2 separate regions of the Homo sapiens genome follow, and region 1 is linked to region 2. A link is a contact called in ENCODE Hi-C data. All regions are on one chromosome and are shown on one strand. Each heading gives the region's core, a stretch centred on a gene start or an enhancer-like site at or near the end of the contact. The rest is flanking DNA. Distances are from core to core; before and after follow the strand shown. Region 1 has its middle 66 kb from the start of TP63. Region 2 overlaps TP63 (tumor protein p63).

Region 1 (7,225 bases), core at 4,058-6,557, 120 kb after region 2:
CAGCCCTGCTTTAGAGGAAGCCAACAACATCATTGCTGGCTCCAAATGAATGGCTGCCATGGACAAGCACTCCTTGTCATTTCCTTTTCTCGTGGCGCTTTTCTTTGCCTCCCCAGAGTCAAAACAATGGTAACTGAGAAGCTGGCATCAATGTGATTGACAGTAAGTATTCCAAGACAGCTGGTTGATTGATTGATGGACGATGATGAATGTTGTCTAAAAGAACAGAAAGCTGTTTCCTTTTTGAAACCATTCAAATTTGGACAACGTAGGCCAAGAATCATACATTTATAAATTTAATGAGCATAACATTTTCAAATAAGCAAACAATGATCAAAATCACCACCCACCAGGAATCACATACATTGATAAGTGTCAAGATATTTCAAACATCAGAAAGCTGCTTTTTCACCTGCCCAGATTCCACAAGTCCCAGTTGATGAAATGACATACAGAGAATATGTGAATGCAGATTCTGCTAATGATAACCATAGCCAAACCACATGCCTGTGCAGTAATTTTTCTTACTTTATCTTATTGCAAACCCTTTAGTTGGTGGCTAGGGACGGTAACCTTCAAGATCACACAGCCCAAAAGCTTCATTCTATTATAAGTGGAGAAGACCAAAGCCTTACTAGAGAATGTCTCATGGCAAATTATTGGTGGAAACATGATGACCTTTGCCCACATCCTTAATGTCCAGTGTTTTTTGATTTATGCCACTAAATCAGTAAAGATCCCAACAGGACACGGATGTCCCACTCTGAATAGGTGGGTTTATTTTCAAAAAGAATAAATATAAGTGTGTAAGTGAATTGTAGGGGAAGAAAAAGAGATGGTATTTAAACTGAGTCTAGCAGTGACAGTGCCCCATCCCAAGGCCCAGTGAAGCAAGAAATGAAAGAAATAAATCTACAAAAAGAGACACCCACAGAAAGGGCTGCTGAAAAAGAGCAGGTTGCCCTCTGTGAAGGGGCACAGCCAGCCTGAAACTTCACAGGAGTTGGGGACCAGAGAGATCAAGAGCCTCACTTCTGTTTCCTCCCAACGTCTGACCTCTCACTGGGGCTGACCACTAACTGAACCCAACTGGAAAGTAGAAGGCATGTTGACACAGTCCATGGAGTTATGCTCCTGGGACAAAAAGCCAGTGGTGTGTGAGTATGGAAGAGGAAATAGATGATATCTGGCACAAATGCACACATTACTATTTCTCAATATATATTTTAATACACAAAAGCAAGAAAAAGACACAGGAAAAGATAGCAAAAAAGAAAGTGAGAGAACGGAATATAACTCTAAGTCAAGCGTAAAAAATGCTATATGGAGGAACTTATGGGAATTTCCCATTGACCATCTGCTCTTGAATATGTGTAGGGGAATTCTAAGAGGCTTTAGGTTGCAGGGGCTAGAGTCAAAAACAACATTTAAAGTTGCAGCTGTAGTTTATTTTTATTTGAGCAACTTGTTACCCATATTTCAACCATTGGGAAAACTTGCTGGCTGCACTATCAGGGCTACAGAAGACCTTCTAAAACATAGTGTATTCATCATCTCCCAACAGTCCTGTAAGATAACTGAACCAGTTATTTTTCTTTCCATTTTATAAACAAGGAAATAGACCCAGGCAAAAGAAATGGTGACTTAATGTTATCTCATTTGCACAGCTAGCGAGTGGCCTCAAATTCAAGCAGACTGATTTCAGGTTCAGGATTCTTTGCACTCTACCTCAAACCTCCTCACTTATACATATTCATAGCTTCAAGAAGTATGATTTCACTTGTCTGAACTCAATCTCTGATGTAGTCAGCTGTCATACATAGGCAACTCTCTGTACACTTATAGTCTTTCACATGATTCTGTCAGGGAACTTGGGAGTTTGAGCTAGTGCTTTGTAGCTTGGAGGCACCATTTAGAAATATAACAGAGAGCATTTTGGTTGTCACAATGACGGGGTCATGCTGTAGAATTTAGTAGTTGGAGGCAGGGATTCTAAACATTTAAGTATCGGTCAATATTGTACAATGAAAAATTGTCTTGCCCAAGTATATACCAAAATCCCTCTCATGGAGAAACACTTCAATTTAGATTGTTCCTCTAACAGTTAGCCAGGACACTGTCTAAAGAAGTCCTTATTATACTTTAGTATATAGAATGTTCTCCTGAAGCATGTATAGAAAATGCAGATTACTTGGTCTCCTCTCTGAAAATGCTGATTCAGTATCTGAAGGTGTGGCCCAGAATCTACATTTTAAAATGTGTATTCCTTTACAGTAATTCTACAGATAAGCTGTGTGAAACACTGGCCCAAGCTTATCAAGAGAAAGCATAACCCAAAGTTACTTACAAAATTAAAAATCTTCATTTCAAAGTCCTTTAGCCTCTTCTTATCCATCTATTTACTTACCAGTCTGCCTGTTGGCCCATCATTGGTCCATCCAATCTACATGCCCATTGAGTTCTGACACTGAGAACATATTTCTTGGTAACAGTTTTTCCTGGTCACGTCTCCTATCTTCTGCCCTTTGGTTTTTGGACAAGAATATCTGCAAATATGCAGCAGAGATCAGAGATCAGTGTTTCCTAAAACTCCCCAGTTAATTTCAATATACATCCAAGTTAGAGAAATAGCAGTTTAAATCTTTGCTACTCAAAGTCCGGTCTGCAGACCAGTATTACATAAATCATCTGGGGATCTTGTTACAGTGCAGATTTGGATTCATTAGGCATGGGGTGGGGCAAAGAGTCTGCATTTCTAACAAGCTTCTAGGTGATGCCAGGTGAGTGAGGCTTCTCTCCCAGTTTCTACCCCTGGACTCTACGTGGGCTTTGATCCTCATTAACTTTGACTGCACCAAGCCTTCAAATCTCAGGGTCAAGAATATTGACTACGGAAACCCTCCCACCTAGCCCAGACCTGCAGGGGACTATTTAAGGTACTGTGTGAGACCCTGTAGGTTGAGAAGTTTATGATTAATTTTGTAGCATTGGAAAATTGTAGGAAGTCACTACAGACTATCAAGCAGCCACATCTCTGATATGACAAAATGACAAGCTACCACCCCTGTTAACTGCCCTGCCCACTCTCTGAATATGTGTTTCTACCAGTATCAATATGATGGTTGTCAAACATCTGGCTGCTGAAAGAATGGTCATGAATGGAAGAAAACTTTTGCCACTATCTCTTTGTTTAGTTTTCAGTACCCCAGCCAATCCCAGAAAACAATACACTGCATCTTCACTTCTTGAGAAGTTCTTGTGACCTCTATCCTCAAACAGGATGAGGGTCTGTTCCTCTTTAAAACTACCTTTACCTGGAAGAATTAATTATTCACTGGAATCTAAGATCTGACTATAGTCACCATATTACTTATTATTTTATGTTCAACAGGCTATCTATAAAGTCTGGGGACATACATGATATTACCTTATCAGTTTTATATATTGGCGACATTCTTGACATGCATATATTATTAGGCATATATGCTTATGTTTCCAGACTTTATGGACAAGCCATATTTTTTCATGCAAATTCTCTTGTGGACTGTATATCACTAGAGTTCAGGGCTTTGTCTAACTTATTTTTCTATTCTCAGCATCTAGCACCGCTCTTGGCATATTTTTGAAGTCCAGTATAGGTTGCTAACTTTGAAAAAAAATTATAAAATTATAAATTTAGAATAGGAAACTTTATTTTTTAATAAAAAGGTTACATCCTTCAAAGTGGTCATCCTGCAGGCTGAGAAGCACAGGCCCTTCAAACGAGATTGGGTAGGAGCTTTATGCTGAGTGCATTGGCTAAACATACATATTCAACAGGTTACGAGAGGAGGTGAATATTCATGAAGGTGGTCCGGACGCATGTGTATTGAACAAACATGCATGTTACATATGACCCACGTTCATATATAGAACAAAGAAAGAAAGAGAAAGAAAGAAGGAAGGAAGGAAGGAAGGAAGAAAGGAAGGAGGGAGGGAGGGAGGGAGAGAAAGAAGAAAGAGAGAAAGACAGAAAAAGAAAGAAAGAAAGAAAAGAGAAAGAAAGAGAAAGAAAGAAAGAAAGAAGAAAGTTCACCTTGGAGTAGGGACAATATTTAAATGTATTATAATTAGTCCCTATCCATCTAAAGGTCTTTTCAGGACACAAGGAATTCCAGTCAGTGCACAGCCTCTGTAAACCAACCAGAGCCAGTCCATGGTCAGTGGTCTTCTTATCAGAAGAAAGTTACTGAAATCAGTCACTTGTCCAATCAAAGCTATAATTATGGCAGGTAAAACAGTGAGGTCAGTGAGTGTATGGTGGTGAGCTGAAAATTGTCTTAATATTGCTTCTTTCAAGACCAGTGCTTGTTTAGATGCTAAAGAAAAGCCTTGTGGCATGGTTAGAACACAGTTTATTCTTTAGTGCAGGCATGTGACTTAACTCTTGCATGGCATGGCCTTAGGTCCTGTTTATAATTTGATAGTCTATTGTCATAAAGAGTCTGTTCTGTCAGTCTTGTGGTCTCTATTTTAACATTAATGCTGGTCAGTTATGTCTAAACTGCAAAAAGGAGAGGGGTTAACAGAGTATGTTTGACCTCCTGTCCCATCATGGGTCATGGCTGGAAACTCAGTTTTTAGGTTTTTCTGGAATCCCTTGGCCAAGAGGGGGCCTGTTCAGATGGTGGGGGCTTAGGATTTTATTTTTTGTTTACAAGGTCATCAAAATGAAATGTAAGTTGATTGCTTTTAATGATGCCTTTGTCAATAGATTCAACTGAAGAAATGATGGGGATACTGAACACAGATCCTACCAAGGGTCACTTCACATTTAAGTGCGGAAGTAGCCTTCCCATAGTCTTAGGCAGCAAACTCCAGGCTCTTAACTCCAGAAGCAACCTCGGTGTTAGGTCTTTTTTGTGGCAGATGGATAGAGGTCTCTTCAGGATAGTTGTAAAGGGTAGGCTACAGAGATGCTTGAAATATGAGACATTGCCCTGTAGTCAAAATTCCAACATTGAAGTTAGAAGCCTAAGGCCTTTTACCCAGAGATGCCAAAAAAAGGATATAATCCCAGAAGGTCAGGCTGTCCCAATCCTTGTATATGGATATACGTGAGAGGGTGTAGTCTCCCTCGCTGTCATTCACAACCATTCACTTGGACAGGAAAAGCCTCTGTGAACATGTTAAAATAAAACTTCCCCCAGGCTAACCAATTGCAGCAGAAATGCCTGTGGGTAACCAAACCCACAGTCACATAACTAGTAAAATGATTCAGTAAAATTAGTCAGTCTCTCTTTCCATTTCCACACCGAGGCAGAAGAGAACAGCCACCTGTGGGCTGTTAAGTCAGCACAGCATTTGTGTAGCCAGAAAAAAATGCAAACACAGGGAATTCTCCTCCTTCCAGGAGTGCCCTTGTAGGTTGTACTTATCCTGCTGAGCTACGTCCAATTGCATCTCTAGGCAGGACAGCTGCAATTCCCAAGAATCTGAGTACTAACAAGTCCTTGAATCACCTGATTATGAAACTCATAAAGTGCTGAGATAGTGTAGGGATGGGTTTTTAAATTCTATTGTACGAGTAACGTATGCTCAATGTAGAACAATTAAATACAAATAAGAAAAGAATCGAAGAAGAAAATAAAACCACCTGAAACAAAAGCTCAATTAACATTTTGGTGTATATCCTTTAAGATCTTATGCATTATGTGTATATGTATGTATGTAACATATACACAAATAATTGTATATATAAAATCATATTTATATCAAGTGTGAGATCATGTTATACATAGTTTTACATCTGCTGTTTTCATTCCACAATTATATATCATTAAAGTCATTCCATGACAGTTAATAATATTTCATTAAATAATTGTTACAGTTGCTTAGGATTCTGTATCTGTGTAAATAACTGATTCATTCTTATTAGACATGTAAGTTATTTTTAAAAATTTATTATAAACAAAGCTGTGATAAATATTTTTTTAGCTACATCTTTCCACATGTATTTAAATATTACCTTTAAATGAATTATTAAAGTAGAACTGTGAGGTCAAGAGACAAGAAGGGTCCTGCCAAAAAGTCCTCCAGAAAGTGGGTGCAAGTTCACTCCTATCGAATTATTTGAGAGTCCCTGTATTTCCCCACAATACATTCTCCCAGATAATCATTTAAAAATCTTTAAATTTAAAAGTGAATGTATCTTATTTTAATTTTAATTGTTTTGATTACTGGTGAGGTTATTATTGTATTTTTTTTTGCCATTTGAATTTCCTTGTGAAATTTCTGTTCATGACTTTGGCCTGTTTATTCTTCATGGTATTATTGTTTTCTTACAGAAGTGTAAAAATTATACTTTAAAGCCAACAATCCTTTGAAATAGTTATTGAACATGTTTTCCTATTAATCTTTAGTTTTTAAACTTCGTTAATGATGTTTTCCGTACTATAGAAGCACCGCTTTTTAACGTGGCAAATCTATCAATTTTATTCACATAGTTTCTGCCTTTGGTATTTTAACTTAGGTAACAGAGTTCCTGCTGCAACTGAAAAACTAAAGCTAGAAAAACCACCATTTTCAAAGTCAGGTATTGCCTTATTTGAAGAGACTCTCCTAGGTAGTGACTAGCTATGGAAATGCGACTAAAATATTCTTCACTGTTTACAGTTCAGGGCCAAGCAAGTCCTATTACAGGGAAGTAAACTGGTAAGTGCAACCAAGTGACAGGAAGTTGCCAAGACAAAAATACTCAAGAAGAAAATCTCTGCATAGCATCTGGGCTTATAAACTGTGAAAGCAGCCTAATAGTATACTTCTAAATGTTTAGCTGCTGGCTTTTTTGTGAAAAATGGATGCATATTTTTATGTATATAAGCTTATTATAAATTTTATTGACATAATGTTTACATAGCACAAAATTATAAATAATAACAGAATATACAATAGAATTCTGTTATCAGTTTTTGTTAAACTCTTGTATAGCCAACCTGTGGTTGCAACTGATGGGTGAATATAACTCCAGTATGAATATTGATTGGTATTGTTTAGTGAGTAAGACAAAAGTGAAACAACAAAAATATTCCTCAGAACTTTGGTTTGTCAATTACCCAAGCCACTTAGGCATTGAATCAAATAATAGTTTTCAAATACTGAAATAATAGTTTCTCAATTTTTGGTGCTATTCACAATACAATGACCAGAGACACAATGCAGTTTTAATCTGCATTATAAACACTTT
Region 2 (7,493 bases), core at 1,139-3,638:
CTGTCTGTTTATAATCAAGGAGCTTTCCCCAGGCACTAAAGAAGGGTATAAATCTTTCTTATCTTAGGAAGGATTATATCCTGTACTCATATTCACTGCTAACATTTCTGAATTTGTAAGACCTAGAAATGTGGAGACTTTAGTTAAATTGTATTTCACCTGGACATCTCGAGTTATTCATTTCTAAAATGGAGGAAGACAATATTATCTCTAAGGCATTTTATAACTTGAAGATTTTAATTTTAGTGCATTTTCCTCAGAACCAATTTCTTTAAACTCAATCCCCCAACCCCAAAATCCTTTGAAGGAGCCAAGTATTGAAGCTTATTTCTGGGCTTTTTAATATAACCATTGCTTCACTTCTCCTCTAACAGAATTACAAAGCTGTAATAGATGAGCAAGTTGCTAGCTGTTTTTTTTTTTTCTTTCAGATCACATTACTTTGAGAGCTTCTTTGAAATGAAAGGGAAATAAAGAGCCATAACATAGTCTAGTCTTGACAGATGTCCTTCCAAAGGATCTCCAACTGTTTGCTTCACAGTTTTTATGTTCATTCTGTTATTTAACAGGTATTATTGGACACCTGCTACATTTCAGGGAACTGTAAATAAGACATTATTTCTTCTCTCAAGATGTTTATGGTAGAAGAGAAGACAGTGAGGGTAACGATACAATACTCATGGTTCCTCTACCATTGTACATTAGAATTAGAAGTCACTTTAAAGGGCACATTGTCCAGTCGCCCATTTGAAGCTTGATATTTCCCTCTAGTGGCCCTACTACGTGGTTGTCTTGCTATTCTTTAAGTAACCTAGATAATTCGGAGTCTCACTGTTTTTTGTAGCAGCCCACTTCATTTTTATTTGCAATTCTATATTCCCTTGAAATTACAAAAGGAGACTACAAACTAGGTTCCCCTTTTACAAAGGAGGTAAGACTTCAACTGAGGCAGGGCTGTAAAGTTATCAAGCTCAAGTAACAGGCAAGCATCAAAGATAAAATAATGCTGATTTCTGACACAAATGTGGAATCATTCAAACTAGGCAAGTGTTTTTCCATTTCTTGTCTTGGTTTTCCCATCTCTAAAATGATGGGATTGGATTGTATTAAAAGAAAACTTTGCATTTATGTGAAAACTCACCTAGAAAATAGCAAAACTATGTACCGTTTCATCATAACTGAGTCAAATCAAGTGGAGCTGATTTGACCATGGACTTGAATGATCTGGGTACTCCAGACTCTATTGAACCTAACTGAAGACAATGGAGCTCATTTTGCCCAACTGTGTACAGATCTGTAGACCACTTCTCCCTTATCTAGAGTGCTAATTTTCAATCCTTCATTCACCCAACCACCAAGGACCTCCTCTTCCTAGCATTAAAAACCCTGACCCTTGGCCAGGCGCGGTGGCTCACACCTGTAATCCCAGTACTTGGGGAGGCTGAGACAGGTAGATCACAAGGTCAGGAGTTCAAGACCAGCCTGACCAATATGGAGAAACCCCGTCTCTACTAAAAATACAAAAATTAGCTGGGCGTGGTGGCAGGTGCCTGTCATCCCAGCTACTCGGGAGGCTGAGGCAGGAGAATCGCTTGAACCTGGGTGGCAGAGGTTGCAGTGAGCTGAGATTGTGCCACTGCACTCCAGCATGGCTGACAGAGTAAGACTCTGTCTCAAAAAAAAAAAAAAAAACCCTGCCCCTGCCCCCCACCCCCTGAGTAAAGTTCTCAGTGAATTATTTTACTGGTGGTATGTTCCCTTATCTGGCAAGTTTGTAAACTTTGCTATCATTTTTTTAAGCTCTTGGGCATTATTTATTTATTTATTTATTTATTCTTTTTCCACTGGGTAGACTCTAAGTTCCTGTCTCTTTCCAGTAGTTCATGAAATTATGTTTCTAAGAAAGCCTCAGTCAACAGCCACCTACCATTCACTTTTTGAAAGCCAAGATATGAGGGTCCATGATCCCCAAAAACTGGAGACATCCTGTGATGCCACATCTTAGTTTCTTTGAATTGCTGGCATTACCACCCTGCCTGGGAGAGAGCTCTGTTTCCAGCCATTCTTGTTTAAGACACTTCTTACTCACTCACTGTCTTCTATTGCCAGCTTCAGTATGAAGGAGGAGAAACTGCAAAGACAGAATCTAAAATATAAGTTTTGTCTCATAAAAAGAAAACAGGTAAAAGTTCAAGGGACAAACTCAAAAATTAGTGATCAGGATGGAGGCCTGAACCTGGACACCAAGAGTACACATTCCTCTGTGCTTTCCTTTCCCTCCGGAAATGACGAGTCACAGCTCTGCACTCTCTTCTTCTTTACTTTCTGCCACATAATCAAACAATTTGGAGAACTTTGAGCCAAACTCCTCATTTTACAAGAGAAGAAACTGTGACTCAGAAATATGAAGTGCAGTACTCAAGACAGCTACTTAGTGCAAAGTCAAGGCAGAAATGTAGGGTTTTCTGATTCCCAGAGCAAAGCAGTACTCTTCTCACCATTTTATCCCCCTTCTCTTTGTTCATTTGTTTCTCAGATAGTTCCCTTCTTTTAAAAAGCTCATATTGTCTCGGAGTTGTTGTTTTAAGAAGGAGAAATATATTACCTCTGATTCACATCCTACATGTCTGGGGTAAGATGACTGGAAAGATACAATTGCGTTATTGCTATAAAATAATGCTTTCAAATTTAATATCAATATTGCTATCAAATTTCTAATTCTATAGAAAAATCAGCTGTGAGAGAAAAAGCTTTCTTTTCTTTTTCCTATTCTTCCTCCTTTCTTCCATTGAACACACATGTATTGAAGACTTGCTACACAAACCAGTTTGGGAAATATAGAGTTAAAACCTTTTATGCCTTGATGGAGTTCACAGGAAACCATATGTTATGAGAGAGGTTTAAAGTAAGTGCTACAGAAGCTGGCTGCGGGAAGCTTCATCTTGACTGGGCCTTAGAGAACAAAAGAAGCTAGGGTGAAAAGAATAAAGGCAGGAGAAGTGAAAGAAGAGTAACACTGAGGATGAAAAAAGGAAAATACTGGACTTATCCAAAACTAAGTGAGGCAGAGGAAGAAACAACCTGCAATGCAGGGCAAAGGGAGAAACATCAACCTAAGAAGAGACAAAAACCTCTCCAGTCCATTTGACTCTGCCTTTATCAACTCTAACCCAACCAAGCCCCTTAGCATCCTCCCCATGCCATCTCCTGCCACCACCTTGCAATCTCCTCCTTTTTGAAGTACTTTTGGTATTATGGTAATCTACTCACTGATTTCTGTCTTTGGTTACATTTAGAATACTCTCATATTCGTTTAGAAAAAGTCAGAATTTCCACCACATTCTATTTGTCTATTCTCATTTATGGTTTGTCTAGGGTCTGCCATACTTTGTAGTCTTCCTTTTGCTCTTTCACTTCTTTTCTAAACTATTCTACTCTATATGTATTTGTTTGATTATATCTATTACACAAATAATATATAAGTATATCCTTGGCCAGGCACGGTAGTTCACACCTGTAATCCCAACACTCTGGGAGGCTAAGGCGGGTGGATCATCTGAGGTCAGGAGTCCAAGACCAGCCTGACCAACATGGAGAAACCCCATTTCTACTAAAAATATAAAAAATTAGCTGGGCTTGGTAACGTATGCCTGTAATCTCAGCTACTCGGGAGGCTGAGGCATGAGAATCGCTTGAACTCGGGAGGCGGAGGTTGCAGTGAGCCGAGATTGCACCACTGCCCTCCAGGCTGAGCAACAAGAGTGAAATTCATCTCAAAAAAAAAAAAAAAAGAAAGAAAGAAAACATAAGAAATGCATAGATCAATTCTATATCCCTTGACATCACTAATAGGCATCATATTTCTCTTTTGCTCTAATCTACTCTCACTTCCTGCCCTTAACCTTCAGGTACACTAAACTACTCAAAATTCTCAGAACACAGTCTTATTCATACTTTTACGCATACTTACATGCAATTCTCCTGTTCTGAAATTCCCTCTGTTATCTTTTTTGACTTTGTAAAGTGGAGTTGATCACTATTTGAATTCTTTAACCCTCAAAACTCTCTGTTCAGATGTCCACCACAGCATTTATAATGTGTATGATGATTAACTATCACTCTTCCCTATAGGATGTTAGGTTTTAAAGAACTAGGTTTTGAAGAATGTATCTTATTCAGCTTCATATTTCTGGTACCTAGAAAAGTGTCTTACATACCATAGGTACCAAATAAATGTTGAATTACTGAATTAAAGAATAAAGAATGAAAGGAAAGTATTTCTTTTGAGTAATCTCTGTAATCTTAAGGTGTTGTTATATTTGTACAGAAAATCCACATCATGCTGTGGGTTTTCTCTTACCCACTCACACCTTGTATTACCGTCATAATGATATTTTACCAACTGCTTTCCTGCAGTTGCTGAAGCTGCAGATGTCCAGGGTGTAATCAAACCTTGTTAGTTTTGAACTTTGAATGTAAAACCTTACTGAATCTATTTTTCATCCTAGGTGACATGTCTGAATGCTGCAAATTTCCTTCTGGTGAGAACATTGGGCACTTTAACACTTTGAGAGCAGGTGCTGAGTTGTTGTTATTCCAGGTCATGCAAGACAGAGATTCTATAAATTCTGAAGTAGTGAGGAGAGGGTAGGATTGGCAGGCTACTGCAATGACTTCATGTTCAAGTATAAAGAGGAGACCGAGTTTCCGACAAAAGAGCAGAGGATGAAATCATCTTGGCCATGTTTGGGAACTGCAATTGTCCAACTATATAGTGGGACATTCAATATGCTAAATATGATAGGGGATGGAACTGATTCACTGGCTGTTGAGGAAGAAATATAGCTCTTCATGTTTTAGAAGTGGCATTTTTCCTGTTTCCTGTGTCTGCTGCTCCAGCATCTTGTATTTTAGCAACTGAGTTGTCAAAGAAAGATTTGTTTCTAAAAGAAAGTGAATGAATTAAGCATATGTTATAAATTATTATCAAAACATTATGTAGATGGTAGGAGCTTCACAAGGCAGCAAAGTGAAATGCATGTGGCTTTATTTTAGCTCTGCCACATACTGACATAAGCCTTGGGCAACATATGTTTTGTGCTGTGCATATTTTCTCATCTGTACAATGGAGATAATAATGATATTTATCTCAGAGCTGTGAAGCCTAAATGAACAGATACATATAAAGCACTTACTACAGTACCTTGCACATAGTTATCTAATATTCATTAGATATGATGAATCCTTTAGGCAATGTCTTTATAATTATTAAGAGTTTGAGCCACAAAATAAGGTGATCCAGGGCTTATATCTCAACCTTGCCACTTAATAGGTGCATGAAACTGACAGGCTAATTATCTGCTAATCCTGAGTTTCCTCATCTGTATAATGGAAATAATAAAAGCATCTGAAGCATAAGATTTTGTAATCATTAAATTAAATAGCATATTAAATGAAGTCCCTATCATGATTTTTGATGGATGTAAGCGCTCATTAGTATCATTTATAAACCATTCTTGCATAATTCAGAAATGGAGACTCCAGAGATCCAATGATTCACTCTCCCCAAGAGTTCTAGTCTAGAAGTAAATTTTAGGAAGTAAAATTATGGTTTGGGGTCAATGAGGTAAAGGGAACCCTGGCACTATATAGAAAAGGCCATTAGATCACAGAGGCAGGAGTGATACCTGTATTACTTTTGAGTAGAAATGTTCAGTGCAGAATAATGGTGAAAGACCTCCTAAGTGAAATAAATTAGCTAAAAGTTATATTTCCTTGTGTTTTTTGCAATTATAAATAATACTTCAATAAACAACCTTGTGAATAGGATATATATATATATATATATATATATATATATATATATATATTTTTTTTTTTTTTTTTTCCCCTTAGGACCAAGTCCCAGGAATGAAACTGCTGGGTTAAACAATCAGCATTCTTGAGGCTTTTGCAAAATATCGTCCTATTTTTTTCCAGGATAATGTAACACTTTTAAGGTAGCAGTGTAAGAAAGGTACCCCCCTCCTAGAAACTTCTCAACACTAAGTAGTAATTAAAAAAAAAAAAAGGTGCTGATTTATTCAACAGAAAATGGAAGTTTATTATTAATTTTCCTCTCTTTGATTTATGGCAAAGTTGAGAATTTTTCATATATGCATTGGTCATTTGTGGTCTTTCTTTGGGAAATTATTAATGCTCTTCATTAATTTTTATTTGAGGTCTTCTGTGTTGCACTGATATATGAATATAGATATTAAGAATGTCATCACTCTGCCATATATTAGAATATTTTCTTGAGTAGCTGGGACTACAGGTGTGTACCACCACACCTAGCTAATTTTTGTATTTTTAGTAGAGACCGGGTTTCACCATGTTGGCCAGGCTGGTCTCGGACTCCTGTTCTCAGGTGATCCTCCCACCTTGGCCTCCCAAAGTGCTAAGATTACAGGCATGAGCCACCGTGCTCAGCTGACAATATAGTTTTCAAAGCCTTTGCATTGCTATTTTGGTCTGGTTGGTTCACTTAGTGTGTAAAAGGTGATTGCCTGGTTCCCTAGGTAACAAATGAGGGATTCCAGCCTGTGGGGATAGAGGTCATTTCTTGATGAGGAGAGTCAGAAGTAAGAGGAGGGACCTGAGGAGAGAACCTGAGGAAGTATCCATATATTGTACCCTATTTTTTGGAAAATATTTACTTTTAGAGGCAGTCAGCGAGAGAGTAGAAAAAAAGGAGGAGGAGGAAGAAGAGAACCAGTAGAGTTCAAAGTCAAGGAAGCCAAAGGAATGGCAAGAAGAAGAGTTATTAACAGGGTCAAATATTGCATATAATTTATGGAGCACGTGAGCTGAAATATAGAGCCTGGCTTCAGTGATCAAAAAGATTGCCACTTTTAGCTAGTTGGATTTAAGTTCATGAGAAAGAAATCATGCTAAGATGCAAGCTTGGTAGCAAAGGAGGTAAAGTAAATAGGAAATACGTCTTGTAATTTAGGATATGTTAGACATTTTAATAAACTTGGCTTCAAGTTATTTTTAACCTTCCTAATTACAAATTTTAAAATGTATGCTAATGGAAGTGACATCAGCAAAATAGTGAAATAGGAGGTTCCAGCTCTTGTTCACTTACAATTTGGGTGACTATTCACTTATGAAAATATATTACCAGGAGCTGAGAAAACCAGGTGAAAGATTATAGGAGCACAGAAGTAAGAAAAGATACATAAGTGACTATTCACTTATGAAAATATATTACCAGGAGCTGAGAAAACCAGGTGAAAGATTATAGGAGCACAGAAGTAAGAAAAGATACATTTAGCAGAACTGGAAGGACATTTTTACAATTCCCCATGTCACCCCTTCCTCACACCTAAGCAGTGCCTCATGGAAAGACATACTGGCTGTGTGATGAGATAAAAGTGAAGGAAGCACCTGACTTTACTGTGGACCCAAACACCAGGCCTTCACCAGTGTACCCTGGCACCAGGCCAGCC

What was found. A loop is a pair of places that touch in the nucleus more often than their neighbours do. Pooled maps may share reads with other maps.
Region 1: a loop to region 2 is called in a map of PC-3, with 2.8 times the contacts of the local background. The contact joins two enhancer-like sites. A Hi-C loop is called at or near these places in 1 of 168 maps with a recorded cell type or tissue (PC-3), 11 of 37 single-sample maps with no recorded cell type and 10 of 50 pooled maps.

The regions. Positions count from the first base shown.
Region 1 is chr3:189,562,078-189,569,302 of GRCh38, reverse strand. No RefSeq gene overlaps it. Among named protein-coding and RNA genes, the nearest start is that of TP63, 66 kb to the left of the region's middle. Within about 2 kb of position 5,307, at least 3 of the 41 ENCODE cell types and tissues checked have a DNase peak (open chromatin) inside an H3K27ac peak, as active enhancers do; they include PC-3, where a contact is called at or near this core.
Region 2 is chr3:189,680,931-189,688,423 of GRCh38, reverse strand. All of the region lies in intron 1 of TP63 (tumor protein p63), which reads right to left. Among named protein-coding and RNA genes, the nearest start is that of TP63, 53 kb to the right of the region's middle. Within about 2 kb of position 2,388, at least 5 of the 41 ENCODE cell types and tissues checked have a DNase peak (open chromatin) inside an H3K27ac peak, as active enhancers do; they include PC-3, where a contact is called at or near this core.